Regions from separate parts of the Homo sapiens genome. Here region 1 is linked to region 2. Evidence: chromatin contacts called from ENCODE Hi-C data. All regions are on one chromosome and are shown on one strand. Each heading gives the region's core, a stretch centred on a gene start or an enhancer-like site at or near the end of the contact. The rest is flanking DNA. Distances are from core to core; before and after follow the strand shown. Region 1 overlaps LOC101928004 (a long non-coding RNA gene). Region 2 holds the start of SNRNP48 (small nuclear ribonucleoprotein U11/U12 subunit 48).

What was found. Hi-C counts contacts between places; a loop is a spot of excess contacts on that map. Pooled maps may share reads with other maps.
Region 1: a loop to region 2 is called in a pooled map, with 6 times the contacts of the local background. The contact joins the enhancer-like site here to the promoter of SNRNP48 in region 2. A Hi-C loop is called at or near these places in 4 of 50 pooled maps.

The regions. Positions count from the first base shown.
Region 1 is chr6:6,748,820-6,751,519 of GRCh38, forward strand. The region is part of intron 2 of LOC101928004 (a long non-coding RNA gene); the gene reads right to left. Among named protein-coding and RNA genes, the nearest start is that of LY86-AS1, 130 kb to the left of the region's middle. RefSeq lists enhancers at 1,193-1,810, 2,431-2,700. Within about 2 kb of position 1,349, at least 27 of the 41 ENCODE cell types and tissues checked have a DNase peak (open chromatin) inside an H3K27ac peak, as active enhancers do.
Region 2 is chr6:7,588,790-7,591,489 of GRCh38, forward strand. SNRNP48 (small nuclear ribonucleoprotein U11/U12 subunit 48) reads left to right here and starts at 1,409. Exons shown (of 9, transcript NM_152551.4): 1 at 1,409-1,624. The coding sequence starts at 1,469. RefSeq lists enhancers at 1,166-1,905, 1,484-1,633.

The DNA of each region.
Region 1 (2,700 bases), core at 99-2,598, 840 kb before region 2:
TGCCCGATGCGGCAGCAGGTCGTTTGAGCTCTGCTAGGGAAGGAAACGCGGAGCGTGAGGTCCCTCCAATGCCCGGCACCTGCAACGCCTCCTGTCCAAGGGCTCTGAAAACACAAAAATTGGGACCATTGGAAAATGATTTTTAAGGTGCTCTGATGTAGAAGAAATTCCATCACAAACATTAACCTGTTTCACAAGAATCAAATATTTACTATTGTGTTTCATGGTGGCTACTTTTTAAGTCCCTTGCAAATTAAGGTAGGACAAATGTTCTCACAAAATAAACATTCTCCTGTCTTCAGAAACCACTGATAAATAGTCCAGGCCGATGGATCCTTGCCTCTCCTCAGAATAAGGGAGGGCTGTTATTTTAAAGCAGCAAATAGAACAGATCCTCAAGTGCCCTGGCGGAACAGAAGGCTGGACTGTTAAAGTCTGTGACACTCTCAGTGATGACGTTGGTTTCTAAGGGCTGCAGCAGCCATACCCAAAGAAAACATTTTATATATGATGATGTAGTAACTATACTTCAAGTCTTGACTTAAAAATGTATAATTCAACAACAAAATTACAATTTCTCTGTAAAAGGAGCACTTTTTAAAAATCCAAGCCACTTACACTGGTTTGAAAATATTTGGGGGGTCTTAACTGCTTCTGAGGCTATAGCAAGTGGTTTCTCATAAAATCAGACCCAAGGGAACTCTCTGAGAGGACCCTAGGCACTTAGATTTTATTCCGGGTATAATTTATTCCAAACAGTTTAGCAAAATGATGGTCACATTATAAGAGCATACTCTGGATGCAAAATGTCCAGGAAAGACAGAAGTAGAGGTGGGGTCCAAGAAACAATTCCAGTCTCCTAGAAACCATGCCTTCTGCTCAAGCCAAGTGCTTCTCCTGATCACGTCCTCCTGGTAACTCCTAGCAGCTGCGAGCATTGGAACATAGTCTTACCAGTTCCGGAGCCACCAGGCACCTTCTCTGAACGTCTGAACTATCAGCCCCTTCCCTCAGAGCAGGCCTGCAGGGACTCAGCAAGGCTGGGTGCTGGAGGGCCACTCTGTAGGTCTGGCCAGAGGGAGACCACACCACCCAAAGAGCCATTCAGCGACCAAGGCTCCCCTGAGCGGTCGCTGCTGGTGACACAGGCCCTTTGCTGGGAGAGCCCAGCCCTACTCAGAACAGAAGGGCTCACTGCTCCAGCCTCCAGCCTTCAATCCCAGCTGCAGCTTTTCAGCTCTAGTTTTCCCTCCAGGTTATCTTCCCTCTGTGGCTTCCAGCGGGTCACCCTGTGATGCTGCAGTTCCCCAGTCTTTGCAAACGGGGGAGAGATGACTACTGACTTCCGCGATGATTCATGCTGGTTGTTTACAGCAGAGACAGAGGCAGTGCGCTGCCTGCACGTCTTGGAATTAGCTGAGCTGTGAGGGTGCAGCGAGGCCAGCACCGGGGTTCCCGGGTATGCCAAAGCTGGAATTGTGCTGCTCCTCTGCAGAGGTGCAGGGGGAGGGGGGAGCAGGGATACAAAACCTTGCCGGTCAAGGAACGCAGTGTTCCTGGCCCTGTCTGGAACCTTCACAAAGCAGGTGGGAAGGGAAAGTGCATGGGTAAGACGGACTTCCCAAAACAGCTTCTGCCAAATGAAATAAAGAATATCCAGTTCCTCCTTTTTAAATAAATAAATATATATATATATATATATATAAAATTATGAAATAATTTAAATACGTAGAAATATGCAGAAATAATAGATCAAAGGCCCAAGTACCCACTCATCAGCTTTAACATTTTGCTGTCTATACTACAGATTTTTTTATTTTCAAAAACAAAAATGTAATCAGTCAAGCAAGCACATGGCAGCTCCTGAAGGGATTTGATGTTGAGCAATCGCAATATCAAATGAGCCCACCTCCAGTTCTCCGCTGAACGGATCAGCTCATAGGTGTTACTTCCCTCACCCTGCCACCCCCGAGTCTCTTCTGTTGCTTGTGGGACACCGTGGCGAGAGCTCCGGAGTCCAGACTCCACTGTGGAGACTGACATGGTTCCCTGAGCTCCCTGCTTGGTCTCCTGTCCTGCCTGGTCTGAAGTCCTGCCTACGAAGACTGATGGCACTGTACCAATGCAGCAGCTTCCAAATCACTGAGCAAGCAGCCCCCAGCTTCCCCTCTCCCCCTGAGCCCACCTTCTCTCCACGCTCCCTTGTCCCAGGCTGTCCATAGGCACCATTTGGCTCCAATTCCACATCATAAGCGTTTCTATGAATATAGGCTTTGTGGAATGTTTATTCATAGGACATTAATCCCAGAGGGGAATAAAAGCAGTGCTGTCCATGACATTATCTGTGTTAGCCTTGGATTGTCTGCTGTAAAATGCTAATTGCAGCCTCTGGAGTTGAGAAGGTGTTTGTAGGAAGCCTGAACAGGGAGCAGGAGGGCAGGCAGAAGAGGCAGCCCAGCCTTCTAGGATGCCAGGGCCCTCAGAGGAGGAGGAAGGCCTGAGGCCAGGCAGCAGGTAGACAAGGCACAGAGCCTGGTTCTGGAGCTGGGCCTGGGAGGAGGCCTTTGTACTGCCCAGAGGAGGGGCCACAGTGTCCCTCCAGCCACCTGCTCACTGGTTTTACCAAAGCTGGTATCCACACATCCCAAGGGTCTCCTCAGAGCCCATGCCGCTGAACAAACCCACGTTTTTTAAAATGAG
Region 2 (2,700 bases), core at 159-2,658:
CCCCCACAGTTCCTTCACATGGGTAAACAAAGTGCAAAAGGAAACCAAGGTTTGACACTTGGGCTTGAAAAAATTTTAAAAAGTAATATAAAATGGGTTAGATTCTAGGAGTTGAAACCATTTGGGGAAACTACAAGGGCTAATTCCAGGTGTTGGGTAGGAAATGTACAAAGTTAAGCTTGTGTTATCAAAGCAAGAAAGCATTCAAGGACTAATAGGGATACATGAAAGACACAGATGGCTTAATGTGGCTTCCACTGGCCACATTTGGGACAATTTGAGCATCAACAAGAATTATGATGTTAAAGGAGTATATTATATTGAATTAAAAAAAAACCTTAAATCAATAACTTTAAAAACACCTTGATTCCCATAGTGAAGCAAACACTAAAATGGAGGTGTGGAAAGAATGCCAGTTAATAAACATAAAAGGCATGATACTATTGCGGAATCACTTATAACTCCTAATGTAACAACAGATTCAGTGAAGGACTGTATCAAGGAGTTGGGGAACAGGTTATTCTTATGGACTCAAGGTATAATCCACAGATTGCTTACCAATTCCTAAGAGGAAAATGTACTATTAGAATGAAGAGATGTAGCCACCACCTTTACCAAGTGATCAAATTTAGCATTACTAATATAACTGAGTTATGCGTCCCCGTGAGTTGGCAACATCTCTTAGGTAGTATTGCAAAAGTGCTCAAACTGAATCTAATCATGAGGGAAACAAAATCTGACAAATCCAGAATGAGAGAGATTCTACAAGACAACTGGCCTAGGCTCATCACAACATGTAATGATTTAATAATTTAAAAAGGAGGGTGAAGGAGGCTGATCTGGATTAAAAGAGACAATAACTAATTATAGCTTATGAGTTGAAAAAATAAAACTGCTATAGAAATAATTTTGGGGACAATGGGGAAATTTGAATATGAACTGTATAATAAATGATTTTATGGACTTACTAATTTTCTTAGGTTTGATCATGTATTGCGGTTACACAGGAAAATGTTCTTATTCTTAGAACATGCATGCTAACATATTTGGGGGTGAAAAATCTGCAACTTACTTTCAAAGAATTCAGCAAAAATCATTGGGTGGGGCTGTGAATGTGGAGAGAAGAGACGGAGAGAAATCAAACCTGGCAAAATGTTAACAATGAGCTGAAGGACGGCTAAACGAAAGCTCATTGTACTATTTTTAAAACTTTTCTGTAGCTATAAGCCGTTTTTTCTGAGGAAGTCGAGGAGGGCGAATATCTTTCTGGAAAGGCCAGAGCAAATGCACGCAAGAGCTGAGAAAAGATTGGAAAACGCCTCTCAAAATAACAGTCCCGCCCTTCCCGGGACTCTTCCCTATAGGCTGTTCAAGTCACGTGGCGACTGTGGCCCCGCCCACAGCTCCCAGAGGCCTGCGCGTGCGGTCTGCAGTTCGGCCGCTTCCTCTTGGCGGGTGGGCTGCAGCTATGGAGGGCGAGCCTCCACCTGTGGAGGAGCGGCGGCGGCTGCAGGAGGAGCTGAACGAGTTCGTGGAGAGCGGCTGCCGGACGTTGGAGGAGGTGACCGCGTCCCTGGGCTGGGACCTAGATAGTCTGGATCCCGGGGAAGAGGAGGCGGCGGAGGTGAGGAGCGCGGCCGCGGGGCCCTTTCGGGGACTATCGGCCCGGGGTCTTCTCTGGAAGAAGGGAGATCCGCACTGGCAGCCGCGGAGGGAAGGGCGAGGAGTCCTCGTCCGTGTGCAGAGCCGCGATGGGCGCCTGGGACCCGAGGGGCGCCGGGGGCCCTGGAGCAACCCTGACGTCCCTGGGTTCCGGGCTGGGGCGCGCGAGGAACTCCCGAAGGCTCCACATCGACCTCCAGTGCGGCGCTCCTCCCGCGCAACTTCGAGTTTAAAGAAAACCGGGGGCCGGGCGCGGTGGCGCACGCCTGTAATCCTAGCACTTTGAGAGGCCAAGGCGGGAGGATCCCTTGAGCCCAGGAGTTCCAGACTAGCCTGGGCAACATGGTGAAACCTCTTCTCTACCAAAAGTACAAAAATTAGCCGGGTGTGGTGGTGTGAGCCTGTGGCCCCAGCTATTTGGGAGGCTGGGGTGGAAGGATAGCTTGAGCCCAGGAGGTCGAGGCTGCAGTGAGCCGAGATCGCTCCACTGCATTCCAGCCTGGGCGACAGAGCAAGACCCTGTCTCAAAAAACAAACAAACAAAATCCAGGAAGGTGTGTTGAGTGAGGAGGGAATGGCAGATTTGGTATTTATTTAGAAAATAAGTGAACGTGTCTCAGAGCGCTGCAGAGGGATTGGCGGTTTGCATTGTCATCTGTCATACGGATTCCGCAGTTGCACCAGATTCGGTGTCAGGAGAGCTGGGAGTTTGCCAGTTCGCCTTTCTGTGCCTTAAAATTGGACACTTCTGACTGGGACAGCACCAATTCTAGGATTATTAAAGGTTGTCACCAAGAGGTGGTAACTGGCAACTCCTGTGGACATTAGAATTGCTTTTTTAAAAATGTAGGCAAGTGTATTTAGAGTGAACATTCGTGATTTTTGTTTTTTTGTGGGGTATTTTCGGTGGAATGAGAGGAAGGGAAGTGCTCCAATGTGGGGTAATTCATTATCTTTACTATTACTTCTGGGTTTACCATGCTGTGATAATTTCTCCTGGGTTTAAGTTACATGACTGATTCCTCAGAGGCATTTAAA